2 separate regions of the Homo sapiens genome follow, and region 2 is linked to region 1. Evidence: chromatin loops called from intact Hi-C (ENCODE). Cell type or tissue: PC-3. All regions are shown on one strand.

Region 1 (8,000 bases):
TTTTCTGCACAGTTGAGTTAATGGAGACAGATCACTTTAACACTTAAGATAAATGTGTGTGTGAATGCACACCCACATAATATACACTCATATATACATATAGATTCAGCAGTAGCAAAGAGGAGGTTTGATGCCATTTAAATAAAAGCTTTGATTTTAGAAAAAATTGAAAATTAATAGAGACAATTCTCAAGGAAGGGGATTTTTTTTGAACTTAGGGAAAACCACTATTTCCTATATACTCTTGACCTTTGGTATATTATTTATCTAGTGGGTTGCAGCTAGCTTTAATATTTGAAGAAGGTCATATGAATAGCCAAATTCACATACCATATTTGAATAATGTAGGCAGCAGAGGTCTAGGGAATTAGCGTACTTAGATCAGGAAGTGTGAGTTCCAGCCCAGTCTCATTTCTACCCCTGATTTGTTGTTTGACCTAAGGTGAGTCATTCTCTTCTTTGTCTGTCAAGGGTGATAATGAGATCTCTTCCTTCTCTTTCTAATATAGATGTTGTGAAGAATGCAATAATCTCCTAACTGGCCTTTCCCCTTTATATACTACCTCCAGAGACATCTTCCTAAAACACTGTTTTGCACTGTAGCCCTCTGTGCAAAAATCCCTAGATCTTTTCTGTGGCATAATATCCAGGGTTCTTCCCATTTTTAATCCCAAGCAATTACTGACCATCTTCAATGTGGCCTGTGCTGTGCATTTTTAATATTAACTCTTAATCTTCACACCACCATGAGCATATTTAGTAAAGATCATGCCTTTTAAATGTAAAGAAAATAAAATCTTTAAAAACACAAGTTTGAAGGCATGTCTATTGGATTCTTGGCTCATGCTCTTCCCACATGCATATTTATACTGCTGCTACTTAGCTTGTGCTTTTATGCGTGCGCACGCACACACACACACACACACACACATATGCACGCACACACTTTTATTTATAACTTTATATTCATGCCCCACTTGTTTTCCAAAAGGATACAAGATGGAACAATAAAATTCACATGTATAACAACGCTAGTACATTAGTAATGAAGCAAAACAAGAACTATGAAAAGGAAGAGGAAGCAAGCATTTTATCTCCAGAATCTTTCCCCACACCATTTACTCCACCACATTTGCCCTGTGATCACACTGTTTCTTGCGTGGACTGCTGCAATGGCCACCTATCTTGTATCCCCACCCTGCTGTTACACCTGTATACTTCATGTTCATACAGAGGGTAGAGTGACTATTTTAAAAGATAAACCATGTATCTGCTTAAAATACTGTGCTGGCTCCATTATTTTTAGGTTACAATGTCATTCTTTGCCACAATCTTCAGGGCTATATGTAATCTTCTCCATGCCCAGATATCAGTCTTCATCGCCTCTCATTCCTTATCCACCTCACTTCAGTCATGGGTGGCCTTCATTATGATCCTTCAGGACATCTTGTCTACAGAGTTTTGCTTTTGTTGTCACCTAAGGCTTTTATGTTCTAATCCAAGATCATCGTATGTATGATTCCTTCTCATCATGTAGATATCGGCTCCTAGTTTGCTAGTTCTCGGTCAGTATATGGACAGATAAATTATTCTTTTTTAAATGTCTGCATGGTAAATACATATTTTCAGAGGATGGGTTAACTGCATTAAGGTGTATCTATTTGCCCAGTCTTTCTCAACTACAAAGAAAAAAATAAAAAATACCGAAACGATCATGTATACACATTAATATACTCGAGGGAAATTGTTTTTAGGAACCATTTTTTGAATTAGAATTACTGGATCAAAGACTATGGGATTATTATTTTTGATAGATTTTTCCAAGTCAGAGAGTTTGTTTGTTTGTTTGTTTATTTATTTATTTTGTGATAGAGTCTCTGTCTGTCGCCCAGGCTGGAATGCAGTGGTGTGATCTCGGTTCACTGCAACCTTTACATCCCAGGTTCAAGCAATTCTCGTGCCTCAGTATCCTGAGTAGCTGGGATTACAGGTGTGCACCACCATGCCCTGCTAATTTTTGTATTTTTAGTAGAGATGGGGTTTTGCCATGTTGGACAGACTGGTCTTGAACTCCTGGGCTCAAGTGATTCACCCACCTCAGCCTTCCAAAATGCTGGGATTACAGGAGTGAGCCACCACGCCTGGCCAGAGAGTTTAATTTTAAAGCATAACTCAGTAAAGAAAGTTTTTAGTCCTTTTAGTCCAAGCTAAGGTAGTCATGATGTGTAGCTTTATGAAGCTCTAACCTGATGCAAGCATAGAGCTTAGAAATCCTTGAGGAGTAAATGTCTTGAATGATTTTCCTTGATGTGCACTTTTCTCAGCAGGGTTTTATGTAGGAAATTTTATGTTGAACACAGTCTCTCACATTTCCTGTCGCTAACTAAAGGATGAGTCGTAGGCTTAGAGGTACTGGAATAAAAACAAGAGTTGACCTCCTGCTACGCACATTGGAAAGTCTGAGCTGTGTTTTTCCCTGGCTGGAGGGTCCCAGGCTTCTCTATGGGGATAAGCCGGGGGTCCCTTTGCCGAATACCCACCCTCTGCCTTCTCCATGCTCAGAAGGGCTAGCACCATGGTTGTCTCTTTCAGAAGTTTCCCCTGACTATATCTCTCCCTTTTCTTTACTCTTTCCACACTTACTGACTGCACTATTTACTTGGTCCTTGAAATATACTGTACTTTATCATTTATTATTTATTTAATTTATGTGTCTTGTTTCCCTCATTGGGATAGTGTGATGCTCAAGGGTAGAGATATTGTCCCACACTTCTTCCTATTTCCACACCTGATGCAGCAACCCATACACTAATAAAAAAAATACAAAGAGGAAGAATGGTCATCCTGCTGACTTTCCATTACTGCCCGTAGCAATGGACCTCTCACCACTCTTCAAACTAGTCTCCCTTTGGCCTATGATATTCAGCATGAGGCTACTAACCCAGACCAGGAGCTGACCACAGGTGTGGAATATTTTCATTCCACATGAATTTCAAACCAATATGAGTCATTTCCTCTGCTTTCTTAGCATTTTCTAACCCATTGCACCCATGACTAAACATTTTTAGGACAAAATTTCCATCACAACTCATTGTTAAGCTGACTCTAAGAAGAAAACAAGGTGTAGCCCTGAAGGAAAAAAGCATCAAAAACTTGCCAGTGAGAGAAAATTAGGATTATATCGTTAGTCATATGAATGACATGTCAGCTACAATATTCCTGCTCTATAATGAGCTATGCAGAGAGATCTCTTTCTCTCTCATATAGACACACATATATATGTATGTGTGTGTTTATGTGCATTGTGTGCATCTCAAAAGACTGCTAAAATGCAATTTCTAGATGCAGTCCTTACTGATATTTTCGTCCTCTGGCAATGTAACATTTGACAGGACTGCACAATTTTGTGCTTTTGCTGCTGCAAAGCTTAGTGTTTCAAAGGCTGTGTATGAAGTGCATACAATGTGAAGCTTTTGTTCTCATCTCCTCTGAATTTCTCACAGATTATGGGCACTCAGTCCATTGGATTGGTGCTTTGTCTTCACACGATACCTTAGAAGTTTGCATATACTTCTTTTGGCTTGCTTCTAGAAAGAAGAGCATTCACTGTCTAATGTTCTTTGAAATGAAGGATTGGGCACTTAGGCACTGCAATATGGCAGGAGCAAAACCAGCTGATTTTGTCTAAATTTTAATTTACTAGTTTTGGCTTTTGATGTTGATAATGATTGACTTGCTACTCTTTGTTACAAAAAGAAAACCATTGTGTAGAATGCTTAGTGCAGATTTAGTATAGCCCCTTTGTTGAAGAGTGGTTAGGATTATTTAAATTCTTAAGCTGTTGCTACTTAGTATTTGGCACAAAAACTGTAGCAAAGAAGAGAGAAAAAGTAACTATTCAGCTAATTTAGACTCCACAAAGCTTTTTGTCTCATTTTAGGTTTCAATGGTTAGATCTTTTAAAACCAGTTTTCACCAAAGTTAAACTTAGCAAACTAAGGCTATCCTCATAATAAATGCGTTGTAAGTAAAGGCATTTTTTTCCCCTAGAGATTTGACTGCTTCTCTTAGCAGTTATTAGACCAATAGTCCTTTCTATAATTAAAAAATGCTATATGTATTTTTAAAAATGCCTCAGTAAAATGAGGCATTTCTTAGCCCACAAGAAGTCCATAAATGCTTCCCAGTGACACTAAATATGAAATCTTTGAAATGCTCTTTTTTAGTTTAAGTATTTTACTGCTCTTTTTTTACTTCTGTCTTCAAAGTCAATTAGAAAAAATTTTAAATCACTTAAATATCTCTCTTCTACCATTCACTCATTCACTAAACATTTATTGGGCACTAACCATTTCTTACATAATAATTTCAAGATATCTGTGCTTGTAAAGCAGTTTTACCTTCACTTTTAATTGTACCAAAGCTTGAACATCAACTAAACTTTTTTATAAAGACTTCAGTATTGATATATCAGTAATTTAAGTAGGATGCTGTGTAATAGTACAGAGTATTTTTAATCTGAGGATCTCAGAAATACAGTAGTAGAATTAATAAAGGCTAAGTCGGTAGTGAGAGGACATTGGTAAGTCCAAGTAGCTCAGTCTATTTAAGGTAGTGGAAAGAAATGGCGACAACATTGCAGGCCTAAAAATCCTAACTGTGTAGAGTTGCTTGGGTATCCCTGACTTTCCAAGGCAATAGAACAATATTTGATGACAATGAGAATGCTTTTTAAATGTCCCATCTTTATTCAAGCAAAAACCCAGAGGTTAGAAAATGTCAAGCTGTTTCCTTCAGGTAGGGCTGTGTGAAGGTGATGTCTTCAGTCTGCATTGTTAAATGTCAAAGATATTAGTGGATTTTAATCATGGTCCTTATATCGATAAAAGCTGTGACTGTGGGATAATGAAACTAAAACTATTAGTGTTTTTAAAACCTTTTCTTATGGGAAATCTCAAACCTATTCAAAGTAAACAAAATAGCATAATGTACCCCTATGCACCCATCATCCTGCTTCAAAATGTATCAATATTCAGCCATTCTTGTTTTATATTTGCTTCTGCCCACTTCCCACCCCTACTTTATTATTATTATTTACAGTTCTATTTTGTGAGATATAATTTACAGATATTAAAGTGCACAAATAGCAGCTTTACAATTTTCACAAATACGTTCATTCTGTAACCCTGCCTATACCATAATGTGCAATGGGATTTATATTTACTATTGTGGATGCGATATATTCTGTATGTATTCATATGAGAGAGAGAGAAAAAAAAATTCTCCATCCATCTACTCCCTGATTCTTAGGCATGGTGGTTAGGTTTTATACATGGGCTCAAAAGACAACAGATAGATGAGCTTTTGTTTCCAAGTTACTAGGAAAAAATTTAATATTCATCCGAATTATAGACTCTCTGACATATCCTCTTCTTGTACCTCTTCAACATATATGTAACTATCATGAATTGGTGGAGAAAGAATCAGTGGAAGAATCTTCAGTCCCATGTTAATCCTCAGAGGCTTTTCTTTGTTAGAAAACTGGCTGGAGTTAAATTCACATAACATTATCTGAGGCTTTTACCTAAGTGAGAAAATATTAATTTTTCCTTTTGATCTCAGTAACCCATTTTTGGGCTTTAATTCAATAGCTTAATCATACCCTTAGATTCCTATAACTTCTTCACAAATCAGGAAATTAATAAACTTCTAGTTTATCCTGATGTGTCTTAACTGTGGAAGTTGAAGTCACATAGGTATGGTTGAGTGGTAGGTGGGCCATAAAGGAATCTCTGGGGCATATTGGAGGATGTGAGTAACAGGCGGTGTGAATTGAGAAGGTTCTACTCTACTTAGATTTCCTCTTCCTAACTTTGTCAAGCCCAACCAGTTGATGATACAGATCACTACAGATGAACAAGACCTTAATTCCATGTATCAGAGATATTCACAGTATTTCTTTCCTCTGTTGGCATGGAAAATTGCAAAGTAGTACCTAGACATTTAAAAAATGAAGTCAGAATTCTTCACTAGTTGCCCAGATGGTATTACTTATTCATAGTGAGTGGTATTATGTGAGGCTGATCATTATAATTCTGCAGAAAACTGCCTATATTCCCGTGTCACTCTTGAATAATCAAAATCCAGAGCTTCAATAAGAGTGCTCCTTATTTACAAGGTTAATTCCTCCAATAATGATGTCTACAATCTCACCCACATTTCAGAGCCGAGAATTTATTGCATGCAGCATAAACTCATTGGATATGCGTGTAAATAACCTTATTAAGAATGCAATAAGAGGATATACATTACTGTTCTTTTGGATCAGAAGGGTAAACACAACAAGAAAATGAGGTATTTACCACTAAGTTGTCCCGCTGATTTATTTTTCTGTGCCTTTTTTCATTTTGAGCCTTTAAAATGTAGGCTGCCTGGATACTCTGCCTTCACCTAAACATTCATTTCAAAATTCTAAATTTTAGAGGATGTGTGAATTGTCCCAGAGGACACAACCAGTGCCTATATGTTAACCTAAGTTCGAATTGAGATGAATGTTTCGGGTGAGAGTCAGTGAATAGCAAATCTCCTTTTGCTTTTGTGCTCCAGGTGTTTCTATTAGGATTCGATGTAACATATGATGGTGAATTTTTCCCTTCCAGTATAAACAAAACTCAATTGATCTAGTTCTAAGCAGCACAACTGTAAGTAGAGGCCAGAGCCAATGCAGAGCAAGATGTATTAACTCTTCGGCTATCTCTTGTGTATGGTCTGTATTTCCAGTTCAACTCTAAGTGCTTGGACACTAGAAAGTTGTTCTCTACTTATTTTCTTCCTAGAGACAGCACTCAGGATCAAAATGTGCAGATGAGAATAACTCCATCAGCCAAGTGGTTTACTGGGACACAAGGTTACGTATTATATAACAGAAAAGCCATATCAAAGCTGTAATATTCTCAGAGACATTCCCCACAGAGTTACTCAGCATAGTACTATACACTTTTCCAGTCCTTGAAACAACAACATATTTTTAGGAAGATATTAGTATCTTTGAGCTTGTAACAGCTGCTGTGATATTCCTTTAACTGAAAATTATGATTAATAGATGACTATTTGCTATATTACAAGTATTGTAAAGTGGAGTAGAGTCATGAGAAAAGCGTTTGTTTTATGATAATCCCAAAGCAAGAGTCATAATAAGTGCACTTAATAATCCATACATTTCTCCAAATAAGTAGATTGTTGAGAGTTACACATTTGGTTCATTCTCTGATTTGCAGGGAAAAGATGAAGTTCCTTACCTTTTCTTTACCCAACACCCACAAGATTCCATTTTGAGTTACCTTGCCCTATTTATACTTACCTAAGAATCTAAAGAGAAGGGTGATTTCTCAATTTTTATTGTTCCAAATCTATGCCTCATAAAAGTAGAATGTTTTAGTTGCTTAAATATTTCATTTAAATCAGATAGACATGTTGACTATCAATAGCAGAAAGGAAAGCAAGATAACTAACAGAAGGCTTGAGGTCATGTGGTATAAGGAACAAGAACCTAAAATTTGGGAGGAACAGGTCCACCTCTTCCAGGTGGCTTTGAATTCAAATGCATGAATGTAAAGTGTGTTAAATGAGACCATCAAAGTGGTAACTGCTTACTCATTGTGGTGCCAAATTATCTTCTAAACTTATACTAGCATGTTCCATCAGTGTCAGCTATAACCAGATAGACCAGTTGTTTCTAATTCTGATTTTTTTAAATGTCTGAATCATTGGTAAAAGAAAATTTATTCTTCTTTGTCCTGTTCAATTTCTTTAAAAGAGGCCTGGATTGGGGGTGAGATGGTTTTGGCTCCATTTCTTGCCCTTGGGCTAACCAGCCGGTGACCTTGGATCTTTCGCCCGTTTGGGCCTTGGTTTTCTCTTTGTTAAGTGAAAGAGTTGGGCTGTATGCTTCCCGAGATTCCTCCCAGCTCTAAAATTCTCTATTCTACATCACTTAAAAG
Region 2 (8,000 bases), 120 kb after region 1:
GGCATTGGAACTACAACTTTTTTTCTTTTTTTTTGTTCTTATAAATGACCACTGGATGGGCTTCCACCCCTATTAGGAGTTAGAAGTAACAAATGAACCAGTCATTAAATGGTTCAATGAGCCATTTGGCTCTGAGCTCAAATGGCTTGACTATGATTTTTGCAGAAAAGAGTGAGTGAAAACCAGGTTCAGAACAATAGTTGAAACTTCAGAGGATAATGTCATGGCAAGGCTGGAAGGGAGCCTGAAATAGAGGAAAAGTCTCCGAGAGTTTAAACCACATTAGTTCCGAATCATATTATTGGTGCTATTCAGAAAAAGGCCTCTCTCGTCTTCATACTTTTCTATCACAAATTCATTATGGGACAGTCTTGCTTGTAAGACATAATTATGCCTTTTTCTTCTTTTGTTTTCCTTCCTTTCTGCATTCTAATGATCAAGGCATGGCCACTCTTCTTTGACTATGTTTATGTTATTTGTATGAGAGTTACCTTCGGGCATCCGGCCACACTTCAATTCTCTGTATAGCACAAGGCCACATAGAGGCATTTTCCCTGGGCACTGTTATCCTCTCCTCAAGGGGGTCTTGATTGCACCTCAGTTGACCAGCTTGTCTCTCCCAGAAGCATGTGTTATTTAGAATCATTCAATAGCATTTTTGATATTCTCCTGTGAGCCTGGCTCTATGCTATGACATGGGGTTATCTCAGTGGAGAATAAGCCAGGGCTTTTCACCCCTTTTCTTACCACTTAGACATAGCTGGTCTGCTCCCTCACCAAGTAAAACCAATCTGCCTAAGGTATGCAAAAAGGACTTTTTTTTTTTTTTGAGACGGAGTCTCGCTCTGTCGCCCAGGCTGGAGTGCAGTGGCGCGATCTCGGCTCACTGCAAGCTCCGCCTCCCGGGTTCACGCCATACTCCTGCCTCAGCCTCCAGAGTAGCTGGGACTACAGGCGCCCGCCACCACGCCCGACTAATTTTTTCTATTTTTTTGGTAGAGACGGGGTTTCACCGTGTTAGTCAGGATGGTCTCGATCTCCTGACCTCGTGATCCGCCCGCCTCGGCCTCCCAAAGTCCTGGGATTACAGGCATGAGCCACCGAGCCCGGCCAAAAAGGACTATTCTTTTCTTAATTCTGTCTGTACGCTTCTACAAGTTCTCATTTCCCTGACTTTCTAAAGCCCTGGTTCTTTACTTGGCTTTCAATATCTGTGACTGGCACCCTACTTTGCCAAAATTTGCCAACATCCTCTTTTTCTCTATCAACCTTGCTCTGCACGCTACCTTGATTGTGGTATTACTGGCAGTTTCTGGTTAAAATTATCCTCAAGAGTCTTCTCTGTAGGGGAGAGAAAATGAAGAGTGACTATGTGTAGCTCAGGAGAAAGAAGGAACCAATATTTGCAATCATTTTGTGTCAAACACAGTAATAGTTACCTCCACTCATTTCATTTCAGTTTGTAGCAGAAGTATACAAAATATACACTGTCAAGTGAAAGATGCTTTAATAAAAAGCATAAAGAGGTAACATAACAGAGAGTGGTTTACACTGTCTGGACAACAAGGTAGGATAGCTAGATATTCTGTATCCATGTGGTGAGTGTTAACCTTGTGACACATGAACATGTAGGTATAGGGTGCCCACTTGTCTTCTAATACCTCCAGTCCACCCTACACATGGAAGCCAGAGAGTATCAACCCTCAGTGACTTCCCACTAGACTTAGTCTCTCACATTTTTCTAATGGTGGACAGGGATATAGATTTGGCGTATCCTTCCAAAATTATTTCTGGCCACCTTTCATCCACTTACTTTACTCCAACCATATTGGCCTTCTGGATTCTCAAAACTACCAGGTGTTTTTCAGCCTGCAAGTCTTTACATATGCCTCTGTTCAGGGTGTCCTCCCCTCACCCTTCCTCAAAGAATAGATGCACTTGTGAAATAGTGCTTATGCATCAGACTCATGATCAGATTAGAGGCATTTTAAACAAGTTCTGTTCATCAAGTATAAGAAAATCTTACCTAACAACCTGGCTTAGTAAGCAGTTTCATTTCCTAGATGCTTATTTGTGAAATTGAGACCTTCTGTGTTTCTCAGAAACATTGGCAAGTGAAAAGGTTGAGTTTGCCTAGGGAGTAGGTTTGCTTATTGTTGTGGTATCCATGTTGGTCTTTAGCTCATCTTTGACTTATTGCACATGAAAAGGTTTCCTTGCTTACATTATAAACATTGGCTATGTAACTGGTTATGGACTTTGAGTTTCTGATCTCTGGCTACTATTGCCATATTTTGTGTAATTGCTAGCTGTTATCAAATAAACAAACAATAAGTTAATCACATTTACTGTTAATATAGGGCTACCACCTGTCTGCTTCCCCCTGGAGAATCTGAATTTTAGAGATCATTTTACTGCTGGAAAATTTTAAGCTCTCCAGGAGGACTTGCTTTAATTATAGCTGTTTCTCATTTTGTGTACTTTTTTCTCCATTCCAGTTTGAATAAGGGAGTGGCTATTATTTGCTAAATGCACATCTTGGGATGGAGGTTGGAAAAGTAAGAAGATAATTAACATAGCAAAAAGCAGTCTTCTCTGTCTCCCACCCTCTCCCCCATGATTTTGGTAGAATGGGAAGCTATCCATCAGACAAATCTGATGGGACAAAGTGAGTGGACACTTGATGACTCCTGTGGGAATTTGGGATTTGTCGAGACTGCTCTTCATGGCTTAAGGATGGGTGAAAGCATGTGGGCTGAACTGGATGATCAAACAGAAATGGAAAATCCTGTGGGGCAGGCTAGGTGGAGATCTTAAGCTGAGCCACAGTCAAAGCATCATAGAATCTCCAGCCTTTCAGTACAAACTCTCACCCCTCCATCCCTCTCATTAGTCCTAAAAAATATTAAAAGCAACCATAAACTCATAAAGGAATAAGAAGACTTTTAAGAATGTAGGGCTTTGTATGTGTGTGTATATTGGAAGAGAGGGTGTTATTCTTTTGCAAGACATCATAAAACAAAACTCTGTTATTGAAATAGCATACAATGACAAATTCTAATAAAATCAGGAAAGGTTATTATCTCATAATCAGGAAGTGAATATTTAGGTTCATTATGCAGCATTTTGAGAAAGGTTGCATTGTATTTGAAAGAGTCTGAGAACATCAGTCTTCACTGGGTGATACTTGAAAAGGAAAGTGGACTATTGGGAAATGCAAATGTTGTGGCATCTATTATGAAACAGACCAAGAAACCCACTGAAGGAGCACAAAAAAATCACTCTCATTAGGCCCAAAGTGAGCTTTAGTAGGAAGTAAATTACCAAAAGTGTTGTTGTCCAGTAAGACTATATCTGAGGAAAATAAAGTTATCTTACCCAAATTCATTTCTCATAATGTCCACCTCTGCCTTCATAATTCTTATTTTCTGATAAATCTCTTCTATATGGGTGCATCCAGTATTAAAAGAAAACCATTCAGAATCGACTTGCACAAATGTGCAGTTACTTAATAGAGACCAGCAGTACTGACCCATCGGATAGCTTGGAAGCATACAAATATAACGAGTAAGTAGGAGAGCTACTGTGTTTTGAATGGGTGCATTTGCTAGAAATCAACAGTCTGCATTTTCTATTTCCAGCTGAAACTATGGATGGCAAATCAAGATCGAGGCAGAAAATAGCTGAGAAAGGAATTACTATGAATATTTGATAAATAAAAATCAGATGAGCCCTTTGTTTTTTGGATGACTGCATCACAATAAAATGAACTATTGCCTATGTCATTGTTTACTATCCTGTGTGATACTAAAAATTACCAGGAAAGCGTGTTAAAAATACATACTCTTGGAATGAAACCAACTTTTGGATCAAATTTTCCATGAAAAATATTGAGTGTATAATCTTCATAGGAGCCACCATGTTGACTACATGAGAGATGAACATGTAGCTTAAAGAAAAAACATGGATGATTTGTATGGTTACAAAACAGGGTAGGAGGAACACTTCAATGTATATTTAGCAGAAAATGCCTATTATCATAAATTGAGTTTGAATTTTACCTCAACCATTTGCTACCTGGATTGACTTCTACTACTTACTTTACTCTTCACTAAAACACATTCATTTTTTATATAATTTTCCAAATAATGTTAATATTCACCAAATGTTATGTAGCTTCACACACATGTTAAATCTCATGCTCCTCTATCTGAATTCAACTTTTTTAAAAAGAGTTTTCTTGGTTACTCCAGCTTTGTACTATGAAATCACGGTTTTCAGAATCATACAAATATAAGATTATATGGGAATCTTAGAAATTATGAAGGCTAGTAGTTCTGAAATGTGGCTTGTTAAAAATCACAAATGCCAAACTTACTGTATTATACTCTGGGGATGAATCGATGCCATGTGTTTTTTTTTTTTTTTTTACAACTTCTCAAGGTGATTTTGATGCAAACAATGAAAATCATTGTTTATTCTACAGAAAGATACCTTTGTTCTAGAGAAATTCAGCAACTTAGCCAAGTTCACAGAGATGATTCGGACAAATGAGAACTAAAATAGAGAACTTCAGACTCTCATATCAATGAGCTTTCTTTCTGAAACATCAAGAAAGATAAGTTAAAATACAATTTTTCTTCATTGTGAATGTACTAAATGCCATTGAATTTAATACTTTAAAGTGGTGAGTTTACATTAGGCAAATTTTACCCAATTAAAAACTAATTTAAAAACATATAAAAACACCACTTTTATTTTACTATTATGTAGGCAAGTTAATTTTCTAAATAACACGTAGAATGGCAACCACATGTTATATCTGGCTAGTGCAACAGCCAACAGAGAAATCATTGATATAGATCATTCAAGCTACTAAATCAGCTCTCTGGTCTGTAAAATTAGGGAATGAGAATAATAATGCTTTGTTGTTGAATAAATGTGAATCTATGAAAGAGGATATATGTAGTCTGCCTGGTACACTGTGGTTGGTCACTGCTAGTTTGACTTGAGGATGAATACAGCTTATCATATGCTTTTTTCTCCTCTCACCTTGCTCACCACAGTGTCTTCCAGTAGTAGGTGGCAAGTAACTTATTTATCAACTTGTCTATTGACTAATAAGACCACGTAGATATCACCCTCTTATCAGGTGAAAAGAAATTTCCTTGAAATCTCACTTTATGAGATAGCTAAGTAAATTCCACTCACTCCATATGTGAATGTTCTGCTTTCCTGAATCTGATTAGGTTACAAGTTGTAAGGGCAGGACTCATTTTTTGGGTAATTATAGCTTTAAACGCACTCAGATGGCTATTACACACTAGCCATATCCAATAGATATAATAAATAATTAATTGAACAAATAAATAAATAAATAAATAAATAAATAAAAATTACAGCCCATAAAAGCTCCTCATTAACTTTCCCAGTACTAACCTACCTCTTGCAATTAATTTTACATTTTCTTGTTTCTCCTTTATTAAGTAAGCTGAAATGAAATAGAAATGATATAATTGTTTTTCTTTCTCATTTGGAGAAATACTCATGCAGTCTCAGTCCTCAGAGCATACAGAAAATGAGACTAGATGAGCTCCATTTGATACAGAAATAACAGAATTCTGAACAATAATGGAATCACATTTATTCCAGTGAATATATGTATACCCATTCCAATGCAGAAAATATTATAATTCTCATAAATTTAAAAAAATAAAAGATATTTATTTTGTCATTACAGAAGTATTCCAGAGGAAAAATTAGGATTTACTCCTCTTTTGTAATCACTATTATGTGAGGCTTCCTCAACAGTAAGCCCACCTCCTTTTAGTGAGGAAAAGTGCATATGAGCATCCCTGCTGTAGGTTCTTATCTTGAAGATAACTTTTCTCTTCCATACCCAAATTGCTAGTGTTATACAGTCCGAGGATGAGGTATGGGAACCCAAACATGAAGTTGTCAGTGTGTCTTACAGGAAAAGTACTAAGTGAATGATTCTGTCTATTCTGTGGAGGCCAAGTGATGTAATCTTTAGAAAAAATAGACATGATGTGATATTATTTGGGGGATTTTGTAAACCTTAAGGATATATGGTAGCGATAGTGGACAATGTTTCTCAGAGACATCTTTCCTCAGTACTAGTTTTGAGAGCTCTCCTACAGAAAGATGTGGGTCCACAGGCCAAGGATACACTCTACCCCAGTCCTAACTCTATTGTCAGATCATGAATTATCCATGCAGGAATATGTCTTTCAAGTACATTGTTTTGGATTCCTGAGAGCTTTAAATACAATTCAATCATTATTATTTTTCTAATCCAAAAATCAGTAGAGTGAATAATGGCCCACAAAATTCATCTAAAGGGATCTTGACTTGATTAAAATGACTCACTCAGGTTCATATAAATGTCTTGCACATAATTTCATTTTGAATTGGCAATGTGGCAATGTAGCACAAAGAGAACTGGACTAGAGGTTAGGAGAGCTGATTAAGGCTGGAATCTTCTTCAGTGAGGTGTGTGAACATAGCAAAATTAATACTTTCTGAACCCCAGCTTTCCTTATATTTATAGTGAAAGAATTATAAAAGACAAGGTCCATTATACCTCCAAGGTTCAGTCTAGCTCTTAAATTTATACTTTATATGACATTTCTGGGCTCTCTCAGAAAAGAGATTTTGTCTCACTATCCTTGGGATGAAAATAGGATACTTTCTTTTCTTTCATCTCTCCATTTGTCAGAGACAAAAAAAATCATCTCTCTCTTCTTAATGTTCTGTCTTAGTCTAGGCCACACTGTGGACAGAACAACATTGTCAGTTAGGGAACCGTGATTGGCTACACTCACCCTCTCTCTAAGCTGGTTTGCTAAAGGGAAGGCTTTGTCTCAAAATGGATGGCTATCAGTATGGTAGGTTTATCCAAAAAAAAAAAAAAAACCTCAGCAAGTTTATGTAAACACTGTGGTACTCAATGAAGGAAGTGCTGAGAGGGTAACAACATCTGACGAATGGGTAAATTTTCTGGAATCTCGCAAGGCTTTGAACATAGCTCTCCCTGGTGGAGACTGCCTGAGCCGACCTGATGTTGTTTTTCCTCATGGTTGGCAGTTATAGAGTGCAGTGGAACAATCAGTTCCTTGGTTATCCTCCAAGGTGAGCAAGGTCAGTTTTAAACAGCTTTGCTGTCAGGGAGCCTCATATTTTACTCTAGTCTCCTAACCTCACAAATCTTGAGGCTGGCACTGAAGTCAATGAGCCCTCTGCAGCCTGATTCCCCACAGCGACTTCTCTCTTCTTACAAACAATGCCTCATCTTGGTTCTGCACACCTGCACAGGTTTTTAGGGAGCAGGACTGCAATTAGTCAATGCAGCCATAATTCAACCGTTATAAAGTATTTGCTTTCACCAGGGTCCTTTTTGTACAGTCTCATATTAAGCATCCACCACAGGAAAATTGCCCTTGAATGTTTGGTCCTTCATCAGCATTAAACTACAGAGCTGACTTTGAATTTTGTCAAACGATTGTCATAGGACAGGGTGAGATTACATAGTCTTTTGCTTATTAGCATTTCATTTAGAACATTACCATATCAAATTGGCTTAATTCTCTTCAGGGTATAAATATTTAAATTTTACAAATTCCAATTATGTTCCTTGCCCCCATTTTGTTCTTCCCACAAGAAAAAAATAAATAAATAAACATGATTCAGAGTGTCTGTTAATCTCACTTAAGGCAAGGAGGAGCCTGAAGATGAACCGTTCATGAAATGACAGATGTCCTAAGAAAGAAAACATCTCCAAAATAAGACCATTTTACTCCCATTTCTTTCAGTGACATGGATGTTTCCAACTAAAATTATATTCAGCATTTTATTTCAATTAAGTAAGCTAGTGATATTGTTTGCAAATAGGTCCTGGTTAATATGGAGTTAAGTTCCTTGAAAATACAGCAGAACCCTTTTTGGGTGTGCCCTGATGATCCTCATCTGCTCCCTACGTG

The links. A loop is a pair of places that touch in the nucleus more often than their neighbours do. Peaks named below come from ENCODE experiments on the same cell type or tissue, not always from the same donor. Only the 100,000 strongest peaks of a DNase experiment are listed, where the experiment ranks them.
Region 2: it touches region 1 in a loop (5-fold over the local background); 2 of 110 quality-filtered maps call a loop at or near these places.

Annotation. Positions count from the first base shown.
Region 1 is chr3:102,397,972-102,405,971 of GRCh38, forward strand. It overlaps a transcript of ZPLD1 not described here. Among named protein-coding and RNA genes, the nearest start is that of ZPLD1, 33 kb to the right of the region's middle. In PC-3, no CTCF peak of the experiment used is centred here; DNase peaks (open chromatin) are centred at 2,380 and 3,010; H3K4me3 peaks cover 424 bases; H3K27ac peaks cover 2,359 bases.
Region 2 is chr3:102,522,604-102,530,603 of GRCh38, forward strand. No RefSeq gene overlaps it. Among named protein-coding and RNA genes, the nearest start is that of ZPLD1, 92 kb to the left of the region's middle. In PC-3, a CTCF peak has its summit at 7,065 (motif pointing left); a DNase peak (open chromatin) is centred at 7,038; H3K4me3 peaks cover 186 bases; H3K27ac peaks cover 2,072 bases.